Regions from separate parts of the Homo sapiens genome. Here region 2 is linked to region 1. Evidence: chromatin loops called from intact Hi-C (ENCODE). Cell type or tissue: OCI-LY7. All regions are shown on one strand. Links, peaks and the distances in the headings refer to the core of each region. The heading gives the core; the rest is flanking DNA. Region 1 has its middle 56 kb from the start of KPNA3. Region 2 overlaps CAB39L (calcium binding protein 39 like).

Region 1 (10,070 bases), core at 609-8,608:
TGAGGCGCTTGAAAGTGAGAATAAGGGGCGACACGGTCATTGGCGATGACAAGGTCAAGCAAGTGACCTCCAGAGTAGGAGGCTCAAGATCATTTGAGGCACAAAGGTCAAGGAACGGAGAGGCCAAGGTGTCAGACGGATCACTCTCCAAAGAGTGACACTAGTAGATGGTCAAAATGAAAGCAGTGAGCCCAATGCTCAAGTCTGTAAGGGACAAGGAGGAATGACCAGGGTACTGGCAGGTGACAGTAACCAGGAGGGAGGCAGGATTTTAGTCTGATGACATGAATTTCAAGAGAGCTTTGTGCAGCATCTACAAGGCACTGGGACAGAAGACAGACATAGTCTCCCTCCTAAGTGAAGTGGGTTAGGCAAGGAAGGGTTCTAGGCAAGGAAGTTACATGATCCAGCTAGATTTTGAAAAGATCTCTTGGACTACTGTATAGAGAATGGATTGGAGGGAGGTTCGGTGGCATTAGGAGGCTATTACAGTTACTTAGACTGAGGTTGTCAAAGGGTGGACCCCAGACCAGCAGCATCAGCATCACTGAGAACTTGCTAGAAATGTACATTTTGGGGTCCCACCTCAGATCTACTGAGTCAGAAACTCGGGGTGGGGGCCCTGCCATTGGAGTTTTAACAAGCTCCCCCAGTGATTCTGATGCAAGCTGAAGTCAAACGAAAATGGTCACAGAATTATGGCAGTCGAGAGGGAGTGGATGAAGCTACAGCTTGTTAGGGGAAGAATAAGGACAGGGTAGCAAAGTGTAGCAGGGAAGGAGTGGGAAGCACCAGGTTTCTGGGAGGAGGAAGTGGACTGTTGGGAGTTTCCTGTACCCCAAAGGCACGGGGAAGGCTGGAGGAGGAGCCGAGGGGCAGGGCAAGATCAAGAGTTTGGTTCTGTCCGCAGCATGGGGCACATGTGTTCCAGAGAAGCTGGCTGGAAAGTAACGCTGTGGGCAAGAACTATATTCCGCCGTAGTTCCCAGGAGAAATGCAAGACATGCTCCTGGAGGAAAGCTGCGCTGATGGCTCTGGGACATGTCGTGACAATGACACACAGTGGCTCTCTGTGGTCCAGTTAAGCTTGCCAATATTACACACTTGCAATTGAGGGCATGGTGGAAAGCACACTGAGCTTGGAATCCAGAGGAATCAGCCCCTGGGGTTAAGTCTTTTCCCACCAGTCATTTCACCTCTGTGAGCCTGTTTCTACATTTCTTTGTTTTTATTTTATTTTATTACTTATTTATTTTGTTTCTGATTTTTTTTTTTTTTTTTGAGACAGAGTCTCACTCTGTTGCCCAGGCTGGAGTGCAGTGGCATGATCTCCGCTCATTGCAACCTCTGCCTCCTGGCTTCAAGCAATTCTCTGCCTCAGCCTCCTGTGTAGCTGGGATTACAGGCACCTGCCACCCTGCCCGGCTAATTTTTTCGTATTTTTAGTAGAGATGGGGTTTCACCATCTTGGCCAGGCTGGACTTAAACTCCTGACCTTGTGATACACCCACCTCTGCCTCCCAAAGTGCTGGGATTACAGGCGTGAGCCACCGCACCCAGCCGTTTCTGCATGTCTTAACAGGGATTATGATATCTGCCTGAACTACTTACAGGGTACACTGTTAGAGCCAAATGAGCCAATGCAAATCCAAATTTATTGATAATTCTAAAATTGTTTCAATGTAAGTGCAGCAGTATTCCAAATAATCTAATAATTATTCTAATATTCTATTATCAAAACTGCTTTTTTTGCTGGTAGCTGCCCACCTGCTATCATGTGATGGCAGTAGAAAGACGACCAATCTCTTTAAACACACTTTCCTTCCTGGTTATGGCCTTCAATTCACTGTATGAGGTCAATCCTTTGACTGAAACTTTTGCCTATAAAATTGCAGTACACCTGGAATGGTAACACTACAAAAAATACCTACCTTTTATTTACTGTGTACTACGTGCTGGTGTTTCATATCCACTATTTCATATGCCTTGAAGGAGTCTTGTGCACTAGATATTGCTATGCTCACTTTATAGATGAGGACATTGGGCTCAGAGACCAGGGGACTTACCCAAATTCATAGAGCTCGTGGAGGGCAGAGCCAGCACCTGACTGTTTGTGCCTGCCTGTGATGCTGTAGTCTCCCTGCTCTTGCAAGCAGCTTTGGATGGGCAGGGTTAGGGCACCGGTCATCAAGCCTGGGAAAAGGGAGCTTAGCTGGACAAGGGAAGGATGCCAAAGGCTGGGGCTTAAGGATCAGATTCAGTTGACCCTACCCAAGGCACAGGAATTGTTCTATGGACTTTCTGCTCTGCTCTTATGACTTTTATTCACAAGCAGCTTTCTAATGTCTCAACCTTCCATGGCACCCAATACTATTTGCTTAGATATTTGGTGGTGAAATCTTTCAACAGAAATGATGGAAGAACTAAGGGCCCAGGGAGGGCTCCAGAGGAAGGTGGACTCCTTGCGTCCTCTAACCTATAGAACAAATGCACAGAGGGGCTGGGCGCAGTGGCTCACGCCTGTAATCCCAGCACTTTGGGAGGCTGAGGCAGGCAGATCACCTGAGGTCAGGAGTTCAAGACCAGCCTGGCTAACATGGTGAAACCCTATGTCTACTGAAAATACAAAAATTAGCCGGGTGTGGTGGCAGGCACCTATAATCCCAGCTACTTGGGAGGCTGAGGCAGGAGAATTGCTTGAACCTGGAAGGCAGAGCTTGCAGTGAGCCAGGATCATGCCACTGTAGTCCAGCCTGAGTAACAGAGTGAGACTCGGTCTCAAAAAAGCAAAACAAAACAAAAGAACAAATGCACAGAGGGGAGGGGAAGGAGGCTGCCACAGCCCTGGGGTCTCTTTTCCAGGGGTATTTTTTTTTTTTTTTTTTTTTGGAGACGGGGTCTCGCTCTGTCTCCCAGGCTGGAGTGCAGTGGCGCAATTTCGGCTCACTGCAAGCTCCGCCTCCTGGGTTCACGCGATTCTCCTGCCTCAGCCTCCCGAGTAGCTGAGACTACAGGCGCCGGCCACCACACCCGGCTAATTTTGTTTTTGTATTTTTAGTAGAAACGGGGTTTCACCGTGTTAGCCAGGACGGTCTCGATCTTCTGATCTCATGATCCATCCGCCTCAGCCTCCCAAAGTGCTGGGATTACAGGCGTGAGCCACCGCGCCCGGCCCAGGGGTCTTAATACAGTTCATTTTGCACACGAACAGCATTATGCCTTGTGAACTTTGGTGCAGGCGGGAGAGCGATTAGAGGAGTTTCAAGACTGGTAGTCGATGATACCAGCATGTGACATGAGAGATCGGCCGAGCCAGGAAGGAGCCCATGTTCCTTATCTCATATACACAGAAACCAAGGGCCTTGTCCCCAGGCCCAGGATTGTTTAGCACAACAGAATCCCAGCCTCCCCATGTGTTACTCAATCGCTTTAATCCTCTTAAAAAGAATTGCCGGCCGGGCGCGGTGGCTCACGCCTGTAATCCCAGCACTTTGGGAGGCCGAGGCGGGTGGATCACGAGGTGAGGAGATCGAGAGCATCCTGGCTAATGGTGAAACCCCTTCTCTACTAAAAATACAAAAAATTAGCTGGGTGTGGTGGCGGGCGCCTATAGAGCAAGACTCTGTCGAAAAAAAAAAAAAAAAAAAAAAAAAGGGTTTTCTGATCGTGCTCTTGGTACCAGTTCTCCTGAGAGTGAGCTTCACTGTGCTGGATCACAAATGTCCGGTGGAAAGACATCTAGCTGGGGCCATCTCTCCACAGCCACAGCACAGAGCCTTGCATGAGAGGGAGGGAGGGAGGGATGGATGGGTGATTGCCGGAAGAAGATGCAGAATATCCCCTGGACTGCCTCCAAATACAAGTTCAGTGATATAGAACTTCAAATTGGTTAGTTTTTCTGGCATGAAAGGCTATGTCTTGGGGGAACACCTCTCCCACTGCCCCGCAGTGTAGATACCAGCAGCCGAGTACATGTAGTTACCACTGTTTTTGTTTTTTTTTATGGGTCCTGGCTCCTTCAATGGAGAGGCAGTAAGCAATTAAAACCCGCTTCTAAACCATCCTAAGTACTCCTTTGGAGTGGCTGCAAAAATCGATCATCCTCACGGATACAAAGGGGGAGAAAAGAAAAACAAAAGGAATTACTTTAACATCTTCATTTTCAGACTAGGTTAGGGCAGTAAAAAAGATGACCAGTGGAGGCAAACACTGGTTTAGGGCTGTGGCAGCGGCAGTGGGGTTCCGGAGAGAGAAGGGAGGGTAACAGAGGCTCTTCTGATCCTCCTTGCTTCTGGGGTCTCTTGCTGGGCCTCTGAGTAGGTCTGCAAGTAGGGCTGGGCATCGGGGCTCATTTTGACCACAAGTGTTTGCTGGTTTTGGAGTCAGGCAGACATGTGTCACTGCCTGGATTTAATTCCCATAGCTGTGTGACCCTCGGCCGTTTGCTTAATGTCTCTGAGCCTTAATTTACTCACCTGGGAGGAACAATAGGACTGTTCAGAGTAAGTGAAGTAGCACACTGGGCGTCAGGGCACGTTCGGGGCCGCGCCGGCACGCAGAGAACCTCGCCCGCTCGGCATTACTGTCTGGAAACGGCTTGCGGGGACGGTGGAGGATAACAGGGGGCGAGCACCGCCCGCAGCCGGAGTAGCCCTCGCGTTTTTTCCTTGACAGCGCGGCCGAGCGCCGCTGCGGGTTGTGGAGACTGTCCGCCCTCTAGTGGTCGGCTTCAAAAGTTGCTTCAAAGACAAGGCTGAATGAAAAGCGTTGGGGCGCCCTAAGCCGATGCACTGCATGGAAAGGGGGCTACCTTTCCCTTTCCCTTTACTAGAGCGGACAAAGGCTGTTCCATCTTTTTTGGGAGCCATAGAGGGGATCCGGTTGCACTAGCCTGCATCCTCAGGCTGCTGAACTGACCACGGTGGGCTAAACTGGAAAAGTTTCTTTGGGCAGGAAAGACTCAGATTTAACAAACATTTACTGAGCACCTACTACGTTCCTATCTCTGTGCAGGATGCTTTCACTTACTTTACCCATTTAAACCTCTCAGTAAGACCGGGCACGGTGGCTCACGCCTGTAATCCCAGCACTTTGGGAGGCTGAGGAGGGAGGACCGCTTGAGTTCAGGAGTTCAAGACCAACTAGGCAACAGTGAGACCCCTCTCTACAAAAATTAAAAAGTTAGCTGGGCATGGTGGCACACGCCTGTGGCCCCATGTGGCCCCAGCTACTAGGGATGCTGAAGTGGGAGGATTGCTTGAGCCCAGGAGATTTGAGGCTGCAGTGAGCCACGATTGTGCCATTGCACTCCAACCTGGGCAACAGAGCGAGACTGTTTCAAAAAAACAAAAACAAAAACAAAAAACCTCTCGGTAACCTGTGAGTGAGAGTTTAAATATTGTTTTTCTGATAAGATGGTGAAGCACTCTCAGGAAAGTTATTGCACACAGTGGAATCATGGCTACGTGGCTACCTCAGGATTTGTATTAGTACACTTAGGGCTGCTGTAATGACCTAAACATGGGTGGCTTATGGCCCATCCTAATAACCTCACTTTAATTGGATTACCTCTGTAAAGATTCTGCTCTAAATAAGGTCACATTCTGAGGTGTAGGGGTTAGAACCTCTACATATAAAATTTCAGGAAAGTAATTCAACTCATAACAGGATTTTTTTTAATTTCTTTTTTTTAGAGATGAGGTCTCGCTATGTTGCCCAGGCTGATCTTGAACTCCTGAGCTCAAGTGATCCTCCCACCTCGGCCCTCAAACATGCTAGGATTACAGGCATTAGCCACTGCACCTGGCCCTATAACAGGATTTAACCCATAACTCCTGATCCCAAGCCTGATGGTTACCTGTATATTCAAGCAGTGCTTCTTAAACGTGGATGTATATTGGATTTCCTGGAGAATTTTAAAAAATATATTGATGGGCCAGGCGTGGTGGCTCATGCCTGTAATCCCAGCACTTTGGGAGGCCGAGGCGGGTGGATCACCTGAGGTTAGGAGTTCGAGACCAGCCTGGCCAACATAGTGAAACCCCTTCTCTACTAAAAATACAAAAATTAGCCAGGTGTGGTGCCACACGCCTGTAATCCCACCTACTCAGGAGGCTGAGGCATGAGAATTGCTTGAGCTCAGGAGGTGGAGGTTGCAATGATCTGAGATGGTGCCACTGAACTGCAGCCTGGGCGATACAGTGAGACTCCGTCTCAAAAAAAAAAAAAAAAGTGTGTATGTATATATGGTTTTGAGTTCACCTCAAGAGATTACGATTTAATTGGCACATAGTTGACATAGTTGTGCCAATTAAATGTGTATAGACACTGGATTAAAAAAAAAAAACTCCTCAGGTGGTTCTAAGGAGAGGTCAAGATTAGAACCATTGACTTAGAGCACCTTCCCATCACCATTTGATAGGCTCCACCTCAGAGGAAGGATAAGCCCTCTCCTTGCTTCGCTGCCAGGGAAAGGAGGCCCAATTTGTCTTTAGTTCTGCAATCTTGGCTCCATTTCGGTTTCTATTTTTCTTATTCTTTTTTTTTTTTTTTTGAGATGGAGTCTCGCTCTTTTGCCCAGGCCGGAGTGCAGTGGCATGATCTTGGCTCACTGCAACCTCTGCCTCCTGGGTTAAAGTGAGTCTTCTGCCTCAGCCTCCTGAGCAGCTGGGATTACAGGCGCCTGCCACCACACCTGGCTAATTTTTGTATTTTTAGTAGACATGGGTTTCACTATATTGACCAGGCTGGTCTCAAACTCCTGACCTCGTGATCCGCCTGCCTCAGCCCCACAAAGTGCTGGGATTACAGGCGTGAGCCACCACAACAGGCCTATTTTTCTTATTCTTCAAGCACATCTGCTCTTCACACATGTCAGACTCACAGCCTAGTACATGACACACATTAGGCCCTTAACAAATATCTGAAGAAGAAAAGGAGGGAGAAGAATCACAAGGGAAGAAGTGCAAAGGGATGGGATTGGAATAGGGGAACTCTTGAAAAAGTGATGTTTCTGGAAAAGGAGGATTTCATGGTACCCACTGGGGGAGAATATTAGTGCAAATAGTGCCCAATGATGGATAATCATCCAGGGATTTGCCTTCCAGTGATACCACATAAGGGCATCAAATCACATTCACAACCTTAAATTTAATAGTTGTGCATGAGGTGAGGACGAATTACCTTGGGGTATCAGTTCCCCTTCCCACCAAACCCCCAGAGCTGGCACATGACAGTCCAACAAGGTCTCCTCCGAATGCTGAGTGCCCTGGAAGGCAGAGTGAAGCTCTGACCCCATTGTGTTGTGAGGTGGAGAGTAAATGACAGTGGTTTCCTTGTGCCCTGGCTTGTTTCTCCCCCTTGGGCTTCATCCATTCTCACCCTCAGAGCTAACTGGGGCTGACTGGGAATGAGCTAATTAGGACTGGCCTTTCCCTATATGTGTTCCCCAGAAAAGGAGCATATACCTTCAGGAAAACATGAATTCACAGGTCAAAGTAGCAGATTTCAGAATCACAACTATGTGAAATGAAACATAGCATTTTAGATTACAGAATCCAACTATATATATAAAAACAGTTGCATAGATAATGTGATATTGGCCTAATAAATATACAAAAAGAGATAAAAGAAGATAATGACAATGTAGATAAGAACAAGAAAACATAAAAAAGCAATATTAGATAAGTAAAATATCATAGTTGAAGTGAACACATCACATGGATAAACAACAAAATGGATAGAGCTGCAAAACTAATTGTCAACTTGGAAGACCAGGCGGAGGAAATCTTTCAGAAGAGATAAGAAAATAACAAAGACGTATAAAATATAAAGAAAAAACTAGGTTATGTGGAAGACAGAAGTACTAACATCTAGGTAATAAGAATTCTAGAAAGAAGAAAAATGAACAGAAAGAAATGTTTGAAGAAAAATGAGATAATCTTCCATAACTGTAAAAAGATGAAAGAAAGATAAAAAAGGTTATAGAAAAAAGATAAGAAAAAATCCACACCAGAACATTTTATAGTAAAATTAAGAATTTCAAGGCTGGACATGGTGGCTCACACCTTTAATCCCAGCACTTTGGGAGGCTGAGGCAGGAGGATCACTTGAGCCCAGGAGTTCAAGACCAGCATAGGCAACAAAGTGAGATCCCATCTCTACAAAAAGTTTTAAAAATTAGGCATGGTGATGCATGCCTGTAGTCTCAGCTACTCAAAAGGCTGAGGTGGGAGGATCATTTGAGCCCAGGAGGGTGGGGCTGCAGTAAACTGTGATTTCACCACTGCATTCCAGCCTGGGTGACAGAACAAGACATCATCTCAAACAAACAAACAAAAAAACCCAACAACAACAAAAAAAAGAATTCAAGGAAAATTCTAAAAGATTATAAAGAGAAAGAGAACATCACAAAAAGAGGACTGAAGTCAGATTGACATCAGATTTTTTTTTTTTTTTGAGACAGAGTCTCACTCTGTCACCCAGGCTGGAGTTCAGTGGCACAATCTCTGCTCACTGCAACCTCCACTTGCCAGGTTCAAGCAATTCTCCTGTCTCAGCCTCCTGAGCAGCTGGGACTACAGGCACCTGCCACCATGCCTGGCTAATTTTTTTTTGTATTTTTAGTAGAGACAGGGTTTCACCATATTGGTCAGGCTGGTCTTGAACTGCTGGCCTCAGGTGATCTGCCCACCTTGGCCTCCCAAAGTGCTGGGATTACAGGCGTGAGCCACCAGGCCCGGCCTGACATCAGATTTTTTAACAGCAACAACTGATGTAAGAAAACAGTGGAATGAGCTGGGCATAGTGGCTCACACCTGTAATCCCAGCTACTCCAGAGGGTGAGATGGGAAGATTGCTTGAGACTAGGAGTTTGAGACCAGCCTGAGCAACATAGTGAGACCCCATCTCTAAAAAAATATTTTAAATTAGCCGGGCACAATAGTGCACTCCTATAGGCCTAGCTTACTCAGGATGCTCAGGTGGGAGGATCTCTTGAGCCCAGGAGTTTGCGGCTGTAGAGAGCTATGATTATAGTATTGCATTCCAGCCTGGGCAATAGCATGAGACTCCATTTCTAAAAAAAAAAAATAAGAGAAAGAAAAAGGGAAAAAAAAAAAGAAAAAAGAAAAGAAAAAAATGGTGGAGGAATGGTATGGTATTCTCAAAATAATAAAGGCAAAGAAACCATCCTCAATTTTATTTATTTATTTATTTATTTATTTATTTATTTATTTATTTATTTTTGAGACAGTGTCTCGCTCTGTTGCCAGGCTGGAGTGCAGCGGCACGATCTTGGCTCACTGCAACCTCTGCCTCTTGGGTTTAAGCAATTCTGCTGCCTCAGCCTCCTGAGTAGCTGAGACTACAGGTGTGCACCACCACGACCAGCTGATTTTTGTATTTTTAGTAGAGACAGGGTTTCACTATATTGACTAGAATGGTCTTGATCTCTTGACTTCGTGATCCTCCCACCTCGGCCTCCCAAAGTGCTGGGATTACAGGTGTGAGCCACTGCGCCTGGCCTATTTATTTTTTTGAGATAAGAGTCTCGCTCTGTTGCCCAGGCTGGAGCCTGGTGGTGCAATCTCCACTCACTGCAACCTCCACCTCCTGAGTTCAAGCAATTCTCCTGGATTAGCCTCCCAAGTAAATGGGACCACAGGTGTGTGCCACCAGGCCCGACTAATTTTTGTAATTTTAGTAGAGATGGGGTTTCACCATGTTGGCCAGGCTGGTCTCGAACTCCTGACCTCAGGTGATCCACCTGCCTTGGCCTCCCAAAATGCTGGGATTACAGGCGTGAGCCACCATGCCCTGCCCATCCTCTATTTTTATATCCAGTTGGCCATTCAAAGATAAGGGCATGATAAAAAAAAATATTATCAGGCACAGAAGTTCTCAGAAGATTTACCACACAAAGGCTATGCTGAAAACTATTTTAGATGAAAGGCTTAAATAAAGGGAGAGTAAATCTAGTAGATACTGCCAGAGATATGTAAAGTAAAGATGACCAAGTACACCGGTAAAATTTCTTTGACTTAAAAGAATAGCCAAGACTAAAGAAAAAG
Region 2 (10,070 bases), core at 1,489-9,488, 430 kb before region 1:
CTAGAAATTTTAAAAATAAAAATAAAAAATAAAAAATGTGGCCAGGCGCGGTGGCTCACACCTGTAATCCCAGCACTTTGGGAAGCTGAGGTGGGTGGATCATGAGGTCAAGAGTTCAAGACCAGCCTGGCCAATATGGTGAAACCCCTTCTCTACTAAAAAAAAAAATACAAAAATTAGCGGGGTGTGGTGGTACACACCTGTAATCCCAGCTACTCAGGAGGCTGAGGCAGGAGAATCACTTGAATCTGGGAGGCAGAGGCTGCAGTGAGCCAAGATCGTGCCACTGCACTCCAGTCTGGGTGACAGAGCAAGACTCTGTCTTGGAAAAAAAAAAAATTAAATTAAAATAAAATTAAAAATGTGGGCTCTGATATATTTATGATCTATACACTCTACACTATGGTACTGGTGAAGCCTATAGACTTCTGAGTTTCCATTATAACCCCATGTTGAGTAAAGTTTTAAGGGCACAGGAAGGGTGCTGATTTGGACCTCATACAGAACAACTTTAGTGACACTAGAATGTGAGCTTTGTGAGGGCAGGATGTTGGTGTGTTTTGCTCACTGCTTCATCCTCAGCACCTAAAATAATGCTTTGTACACGGTAGGCACTCAACAAATATTTGTTAATAAATCTCCAACTAATTTTTTAAAAATTATAAATTACTTTCCTGTTTTCTACTATGCCTTTTGTCTCTAATCATAAGGAAAAACAGAGAGGAAGTGCTGACTTTTAGATGATGAGTGGGGAAGCTCATAAAGACAGAACTGGAGTTTTTTGGTTTTCATTGTGTTTTTTGTCCTACAAAGCAAATAATGCTTTCTCTCAGAAAGAAGCTCACTCAGGCTTACTCTGACATGTTCAACTTTACTACTGACTTTCCTAACAAGCAAAGAGCATTTATGCTGAACCACATCTTCTGGAAAGTCTTGCTTTTACCCCAACTGTCTCACTGTTCATGGATGGGGAGGTGCAACTAAACTGGGTTGTAGTGAGGACAGAACATGTCACTCTGTTACTGGCTTTAGAAAAAGTAGAGCCAGTGGCCTATGATTCCAAATAGAAGAACTATTGCCCTTCTACAGAATGTGCTTTCAAACCTTGCCCCTGACCCACAACAAAAAATACGGCTAACACAAAAACCCCAGTAACAAGCTAACATGTGTGCAAGTAAAGCAAAAGTTTCACAAAACAACTGCTCTTACCACATCTGATGCAGTCTGATATTGTCTATGCTATTCAATTTAATATTTTTAAACTGTGGATTACAGCTCAGCAAACTGATTTTATGACCTACTAGTGAGTGGAAAGCCACAGTTTGAACAATGCTGACAAGGAGACAGTGCTTTCTTCCCCTGGACCTGTAGGCACTATGTAACGGAGTATCTAGTCATGAAGAAAACTGGCTCTGGAGCCTCCTACCTGACTTCACGTACTGCCTCTGCAACTTACAAGGTGCCTGGACAAATTACTTAACCTCTCTGGGCCCCTATTTCCTCATATGTAAAATGGAAATAACATACCTATGTCATAGGATTATTATAAGGATTAAATGAATTAATGTATAAAGTACTCAGAATAGTGCCTGGTACACAGTGAGCACTGTATAAATATTAGCTAAGATTATTATTATTAATGTGCCTACTGAGGAGGAAAAACACACACTGAGAATTAGGTAAGATGTAAGAGAAGGTCAAGAGGTCCTACGTATCCTGATGCTCTTGTTAGAAGCAGAAAAAGAAAACTGATAATCTCAAAATCTTCTACATAGAACCAAGCAAATGTTAGTCTATAGTAATTTGGTGTTTCTCTTTGATGCCTAAATAGATATTTGAATTAGATCTCACAGTTTATGTTGGCATCTAAAATCTCACTGGCTCTTATCTGAACCCAATCCACTCCTGATTAAGATAATGGTTGGATAGTAATCCATTCCTGATTAGTGTTGAATAGTTAATTTTGAGATAGTGGGCACTTTATATTCCAATTTTTAAAATAGCCTTATTGAGATATCATTTACATACCACAAAATTTCATTATTTGAGTATACCAGCCAATGATTTTAGGGGATTGAGGAGAGTTGTGTAATCAACGCTGCAATTCAATTTCAGAACACTTCCTTTACTCCTATTTGTATCATCTGCCTACTTGCAGTCTGCCTATTTTAAATGAGGAAAACAATCATGCATTGCCAGGCCATCCAAAAACCCCAACTAATTCCCGCAAATATGACTAACATACCCAACTTAACTATTTAACACTACTGTACCAGATAGAAATTACATTTTCCTTCTACAGTGAAGCCAACATGTCCTGTAATGTAAATAAACAATAGAATAATATGTTAACGATATTAAAAATATTATCTAAATTGGACTCAGGCACCTGGCAGAAGCAAATAACAGAAGCAAATAACGGAAGCAAAAACCTTCAGGGAAAGGAAAGAGAAAATAACAATAAAATACACCTTTGGGAGCTTAAGAGGATGGGGATATTCTATCAGGGGAAGACTGAAATAAAACTGTAATAGCCTCTTATGTTTTCCCCAAGAAGTTTTCAGCAGTGCTTACAGGCAGAATTCTTATCCCATGTTTTCAATCCAGAAATTAAAATCTGAGTTAAAAAAAACCCTGCAAGTCATTATGCTAAATATTCAGAAAGTGAGAATACCCACTAGGGATGGCTATAATGAAAAAGACATACTAAGCACTGGCAAAAATGTAGAGAAACTGGAACTCTCAAACATTGCTGGTAAAAATGTAAAATGGAGCAGCTGCTTTAGAAGCAGGTCAATAGTTCCTCAGAAATTAAACACAGCCACCGTATGACCCAGCAATCCCACTCCTAGGTTTATATCCAAGAGAAATGAAAACATACACCCATACAAAAACTTATACATGAATGTTCAAAGCAGCATTATCCATAATACCCCAAAAGTAGAAAAAAAAATGTCCATTAACTGCTGAATGGATAAATGTGGTACATTCATAAAATGGAACATTATTTGGCAAAAAAAGGAATGAAGTCCTGATACATAATACAATATGGGTGAAAACACTATGCTAAGAAGCCAGTCTCAAAAGGTCACATATTGTATGATTCCATTCATATAAAATGTCCAGAATAGGCAAATCCAGAGACATAAAATAGGTTCATAGTTGTCTAGAGTTAGGAGGGTTGAGAGGAAAGGGGAAGTGACTGCTAAGGGTTACAGAGCTGCTTTGCAGGAAGATGAAAGGGTTCTAAAATAATTGTGAGGATAGTTACACAACTCTGTGAACATACTAAAAACTACTGACTTGTACACTTCAATGGGTGTTCTAGAATTCTAGGATACATTAATTCTATCTCAATAAAGCAAACACATTTTGTTTATTTATTTTTTTGAGACACAGTCTCGCTCTTGTCACCCAGGCTAAAGTGCAGTGGCATGATCTCAACTCACTGCAACCTTCCCCTCCTAGGTTCAAGCGATTCTTCTGCCTCCTGAGTAGCTGGGATTACAGGCATGTGCAACCATGCCCGGCTAATTGTAGTTTTAGTACAGCCCGGGGTTTCACCATGTTGGCCAGGCTGGTCTCAAACTCCTGACCTCAAGTGATCTACTCACCTAGACCTCCTAAAGTGCTGGAATTACAGACATGAGCCACCACGCCCAGCCAAGCAAACATATTTTAAAAGCATCATTTTGCCATGTGCTTTTTACTCTTTCACCTCATGTATATTTGAAAAGAACCTTATGTTTTTAATTAATTTACATTTTATTCATCAAAATGTTTTGTTTTTTGAGATGGAGTCTCACTCTGTTGCCCATGCTGGGTGCAGTGGTGCGATCTCGGCTCACTGCCACCTCTCCCTCCCAGGTTCAAGTGATTCTCTTGCCTCATCTTCCTGAGTAGCTGTGATTACAGGTGCATGCCACCATGCCTGGCTAATTTTTGTATTTTTAGTAGAGACGCAGTTTCACCATGTTAGCCAGGCTGGTCTCGAACTCCTGACCTCAAGTGATCCACCCGCCTCGGCCTCCCAAAGTGCTGGGATTACAGGCGTGAACCACCCTTAGTCATCAAAATATTTTCAAAGAACTATTCGATAAATATCAAGTCTTTCAAAAGTTCTTCAAAAGCTTATTTTCCTCCTTTGAATCATAAAGTTCTATTCCACTAAAAAATATGAAATTCCAGCCTGAGCAACATGGCAAAACCCTGTCTCTCAAAAAAATACAAAAATTAGCCACATGTGGTGGCATATGCCTGTAGTCCCAGCTGCTCAGAGGACTGAGGTGGGCGGACTGCTTGAGCCCGGGAGGTCAAGGCTGCAGTGAGTCAAGATCATACCACTGCACTGCAGCCTGGGCAACAGAGAGAAAAGAAACCCTGTCTCAAAAAATAGGAAGAAGAAGAAATGAAATTCAAAATGTAAAATTTCCAGTGCTTGAATCACAGTTTTCAAATTCAGCTTCAGTACTGTCAATTGGCAAAACAACAACAACAAAAACCCCAAACTTTATTATTTTAATCTATTTGGTTCATATTTTGCAAGAGATGGTGGATCTAGAAAACTTTAACCGGGATTTTATGACCTTCCCCTCCCCACCCCGCCAAATCTGAACAAAGAGCTCAAACTACTTTTTTTCCTTCTTTTATTCCATATCATATAGAAGAATGCCACAGTTGCAAAAGAGCAAGCTATCTCTAAAATCCAGGGCCAAGATCAGCAATCCCAGTACTTAAGTCAAAAGAATCAATAAACAGTAAATAGGATTAATTAAATTCATTCTATGTTTCAATTTGTCCAGGTTTTAAACACATTATTCAATCACAGCCATCATAAAATAAGAAATATTATATTAAACGCATTAACTTTAGATTAGAGGATGACAAGTTTAAGGAAGTTGCAGACATCCATTTAGATATCTGTGAAAGGACAATTATTTTAATATTCTTTAATGTACAAGATTTTATTAATATTTCTACAGCACTGTCAAGAAAAAAAGGAGGCCCCAATGAACTGACAAGTAGGCTAACATATAGATTTGTCTTGCCATATTTCTCTATGTAAGTAAATTCAGTTCTGAAAAATAATGCATAAATATACTTTAATGATACAACTTCATTTATCCTCACCTTGTTGACTTTTTCATCTTATGTTCCCAAATCTACTCCTCTGCTGGGTTATTAGCATTTTGCAGTTATAGTTATATATTTTATCAATGTATTAGAGACAGCTAATTGCCTTCCAATATCTGTTCTCCACTTCTTCCCTAACAAAACGCTGTTTATTTCATCACTTTGCCAAACAGTATAAAAGCTCAATTTTCCAGGCTGTCGCCTCAGCTTCCCAAGTAGCTGGAATGTCAGCTAAAGGAGTCAGTGTGACTTAGTCCTGGACAATAAAATGCAAGTAGGGGCTTCTGGGTAGACATATTTTTCTTTATTCTTCTAAGTAAAACCAAAAGCCATGTACATTATGTTTATTATATAAAATGTGTTTGCTTTATTGAGATAGAATTAATGTATCCTAGAATTCTAGAACACCCATTATTCTAACTTTATTAGAAATGCTAAGCATCAGTATTACTGTTGGAATTACGAGAATTTGAAAGATAGCTGCATATAAGGTCAAGAATCAGTAAGTAGAACTACAAAGCAGAAAAAAAATTATTACATTTAATATAACAGTAAATTCTAAGGGACTTAGAAATAAATTTAGCAAGCGAAGAACACATCTGCATGAAGAAAAAAATAATAATCATATCTAAGGGCAAAGAATAAGATCTGAACTAGTGAGCAAAATATCTGTACATTATATTTCAACTAAAACCAAAAGGATTCTGAAAGGTGGAGAGACGACAAACTGGCTAGGGACCTCAGGACCCAGGAGAAAACATGGTAATGATATCCTGAATTTTCTTATTTTTGCTTTCTATATCCCACTCTGGATACTGGTGAAGCCAGCAACCCAGGAACACCAAGTGCAAAGAAACTGCCTCCCCTCTCTGCCCGCCCCTGGAAAAAGACTGCTTTCTCTAGCCAAAGGAACATGAAAGGGGCAGCAAGACAGAAAACTTAAAGGCAATAAATAACTCCAGACAAACACCACAGAAAAAAGTGAAACTCCACCCGACCCCCACCAGCAAAAACCAAGTGGAAAGCCTAGACTTCCATCCCTGTCTGGCTGTAAGAGGAGGCACCCCAAGCTCTTTCCCTAAATGGGGAACAAGGGGAAAGTTGGGACATTCATCCCCCTTGAGCATGATCTAATATCCCCCTTCCCATCTGCGCTAGTGGAGACCACTTTAGGAGCCTGGACTTGCAGCCCACGCATCAGTCACAAGGTGCTCCTCCCCCGACTGCAGGAGTGGTGCCAGAGGAGACTTGTTGAGTGCTGGACTTTCACCACCACTTAGCAGTACCAAGGCCTCCCCTCCACATGGTGTCAGTGGAGGTCCATCAGAGAGCAGTAATAAGGCACTCCTCTACCTCCTAATGAGAGGGGTACCAGTGGAGGCCTAGTGGAGAGCCTGAACCTCCTCCTCTACCCAGCAGTAACAAGCAAACCCCCTCCCCTAGGTGGTCAACTGAGAACAGGGAGAGAACCAAGCCCCTCTGGTGGTAATGAGGCAACCCTGTCTACCCCCAGCAGTAGTGTTGGAGGGTGCCTGCTAAAACACAGATTTAAGTAAGACCCAGAGTCTTATAACATAATACACACAAAAAATAATAATAATACACAAATGTCCAAGTTTCAGTCAAAAATCACTTATTTAATCACAAAGAGATATACCATTTGTTTGATGGGGGCGGGGAGAGAGGGATAACTTATACCAAGAACCAATAAAGATCTCAAACTGAATGATTAAAGACAATCAAAAGATGTCAACACTGAGATGAAACAGCTTGACTGTGCAACAATTTTCTTTTCCTCTCAAAATCTTCTGGCCCTTCAGATTAACACTCCACTGACATTGCACTTATACAGTAAAAGCCTTTACTAATTTATAAATTATAAACTTTGTGATAAAGGAAAGAGTTAAGTATTTCCAAGGAATTTTAGCCCAAGGAAAAGTCGGCATTTAAAAATTTATTTCTGGCCGGGCGTGGTGGCTCACACCTATAATCCCAGCACTTTGGGAGGCCCAGGTGAGTGGATCACTTGAGGCTAGGAGTTCAAGACCAGCCTGGCCAACATGGCAAAACCTTATTTCTACTAAAAATACAAAAAGTTAGTTGGGCATAATGGCATTAGCCTGTCTTCCCAGCTACTCAGGAGGCTGAGGCAGAAGAATGGCTTGAACTGGGAGGTGGAGGTTACAGTGAGCTGAGATTGTGCCACTGCACTCCAGCCTGGGAGACAGAGCGAGACTCTGTCTCAAAATAAATAAATAAATATAATTTTAAAGTGTATTTCTCCCTTAATTTTTTTTTTTTTTGAGGGATGAGTCTCACTATGTCCCCCAGGCTGGTCTCAAACTCCCAGGTTCAGTGATCCTCCCACCTCAGCCTCCTGAATAGCTGGGACTATAAATGCACCCGGCTTCCCTTACTTTTTTATTTCTTAAACTTACCGTTGATTAGAAGCAACCGGAATGAATTCCTTGCACTTCTCAAATTTATTATTCTCTAATATTAGTTACCGTGCAATTCTTACAAGACCAAAAGCATTTTAAAAGTCAATCTTTAAGTATTAAAAAATATACTGGAAAGACTCACCAAAATAATTTATGAATGAGATGATACTAGGTCATTTTTAAGAACACTAGAAAATGTTATTTTTACATTCTCAGTGTACAGAATTTTTTCCAAGTTATACGTAAAAACTAGGAAAAAACAAAATCCACAGACCTAATGCAGAAATGTGATACAGCTTGGGTGAGGATAAAAAGAGGAAGAAACAGCTGTGCTACTCATGAAGGACTATACCATAGATCATTGATGCTCTATCATTAGTATCATCAGGATCACCTGGACGGCAGGTGAAACAGATTACTGGGTCCTTTCCGCAGAATTTCAGATTAAATAAATCTAGGGCAGGTGAGAATTGGCATATCAAACAAGTCCCCAGGGGACGTTGATTCTGCTGGTCCAATGACCACATTTTGAGAACCACTGCCTTAAAGAGATGATGCCTGTGCAGATCACAAAATATAATAATAAAGGTCAGCTACTGGAAGCCTAACTCTAGTGAAGCAAGCAGAACAGCTGTACCTAATTCTGAATTAAGAGTAAGAATTAGAGGCCAGGGACAGTGGCTCACATCTATAATCCCAACACTTTGGGAGGCCAAGGTGGGAGGATCACTTGAGGCCAGGAGTTCCAGAGCAGCCTGGGCAACAGAGAAACACTCCCATCCCTACAAAAAATAAAATAAATCATTTTTTAAAAAAAGAGTAAAAATTAGTAGGAGAGAAAGGGAAGTCAGACCCTAAGTTGCTGTAAAGGTAAAAGTTCATAAAAACCAGAAAATAAAAACAAGTAAGCAACTCTCTTCCCATACACGACAACCTTATTAATGCATTTATTCAACATTTATTGAACAAGAACTATATACCAGGTACAACACATGGAGAACACAAACATAAATAAGCATTAACTGCTAAAGAGCTCATCATCTATAAGGTGAAACAGAACAAAAAGTAATTGTAGACCTAGAAAAGTTAAGGAATTTAACTAAAATGACAAACACAGAAAAATCTGTTCGGCAAATTTCTAAGTTATAACTTCAATGGCATTCTTATTCTTTGGTGACAGGAAAGAAAAAGGGAGCAACTTCACTCTATTAACAATAAAAATCTCTAAAAATAGAATAACAAGTCCATACTGACATAAGCTATTGAATAATAAATAAACGGGAGAGAAGAGACAATCTCCTGTGCAGAAGAATTCCAAGTAATTAGCAGGTGGAACATAACTCCCCACTCCCTGAGTGTAAGTTATAGATCGTGACTTCTTTCCAGAGAGCAGCATGAAAAGAGGGGTAATGGAAACCTGACTGTGGAGAAACCTCACCAACACTACCTCACCCTAGTGATCAAGGTCAACATCAACAGTGATAAGTCACATTGACAGTATGTGATGAAAATGGCACTGCGCTTCTGCGATCTTCCTCAAAACTCGTAACCCCAGTCTAATAAAGAGAAAAACATCAGACAAGTTCAAATTGAGGAACACTTTTACAAAGCACTTAACCAACACTTCTGAACACTGTGAAGGTCATAAAAAACAAGGAACGTCTGAAAAACTGTCACAGCCAAAAGGAGCCTAAGGAGACATGATGACTACATGTAACGTGGCATCCTGGAACAGAAAAGGCTCATTAGGTAAAAACCAAGACAATTTGAACAAAGTATGGACTCTAATTAATGATAATGTAAAAATGTATCAGTATTAGTTCATTAATTGTAACATGTTAATATGTAACAGTTAATAAACTGGTTGTAGGATATATGGGAACCCTCTGCACCATCTTCGCAATTTTTCTGTAAATCTAGAATGGTTTTAAGAAATAAAACTTATTTTAAAACTTGAGAATTAACTTCTCAGAACACTAATTTAGTTTTTAAAAGTCAAAAAATTCCAATGATGGAAAATAAAGGAATACATGAATATATTATGGAATAAATAAGTATATGGAGATTTGCTCCTGACAGGAATTTCTAAATAAGTTTAATGTATATTTTATAATGAGAGGATGGGAATATCAAATTATATATTTTTAAGTTAATGGTACTGAGTTCATTTCACCAGAATTACACCATTATAAAGCTACGATTGACAAAATCCACAAGAATGCATTAAGCAGAAAACACGGCCAAAAACTTTTCAGTAGTAAAACTAATTTAAAATGTAACAAGCACAAAGCAATTCCAATTAAATAAATAATGAAATAGGATGTCAGTTTAGAAAAGAATGAATCTGAATTAATATTTCACAATGCACATGGTAATATATTTCAGGAGGTTAAAAAAGTAAACCTAAGAAAAGTCAAAAAATAACTAAACAGGAGAACATTTTTTTACTTTACCTTAGAAGAAAAATTTGAGTCCTGAAGAAAAAGACAATTTCAA

What was found. Hi-C counts contacts between places; a loop is a spot of excess contacts. Peaks named below come from ENCODE experiments on the same cell type or tissue, not always from the same donor. Only the 100,000 strongest peaks of a DNase experiment are listed, where the experiment ranks them.
Region 2: it touches region 1 in a loop (17-fold over the local background); 5 of 110 quality-filtered maps call a loop at or near these places.

What each region holds. Positions count from the first base shown.
Region 1 is chr13:49,843,440-49,853,509 of GRCh38, forward strand. No RefSeq gene overlaps it. Among named protein-coding and RNA genes, the nearest start is that of KPNA3, 56 kb to the left of the region's middle. In OCI-LY7, for the core only: CTCF peaks have their summits at 4,730 (motif pointing left) and 4,930; a DNase peak (open chromatin) is centred at 4,702; H3K4me3 peaks cover 701 bases.
Region 2 is chr13:49,415,196-49,425,265 of GRCh38, forward strand. All of the region lies in intron 3 of CAB39L (calcium binding protein 39 like), which reads right to left. Among named protein-coding and RNA genes, the nearest start is that of CAB39L, 24 kb to the right of the region's middle. In OCI-LY7, for the core only: a CTCF peak has its summit at 6,449; DNase peaks (open chromatin) are centred at 3,206, 3,846 and 6,436; H3K4me3 peaks cover 2,139 bases; H3K27ac peaks cover 2,226 bases.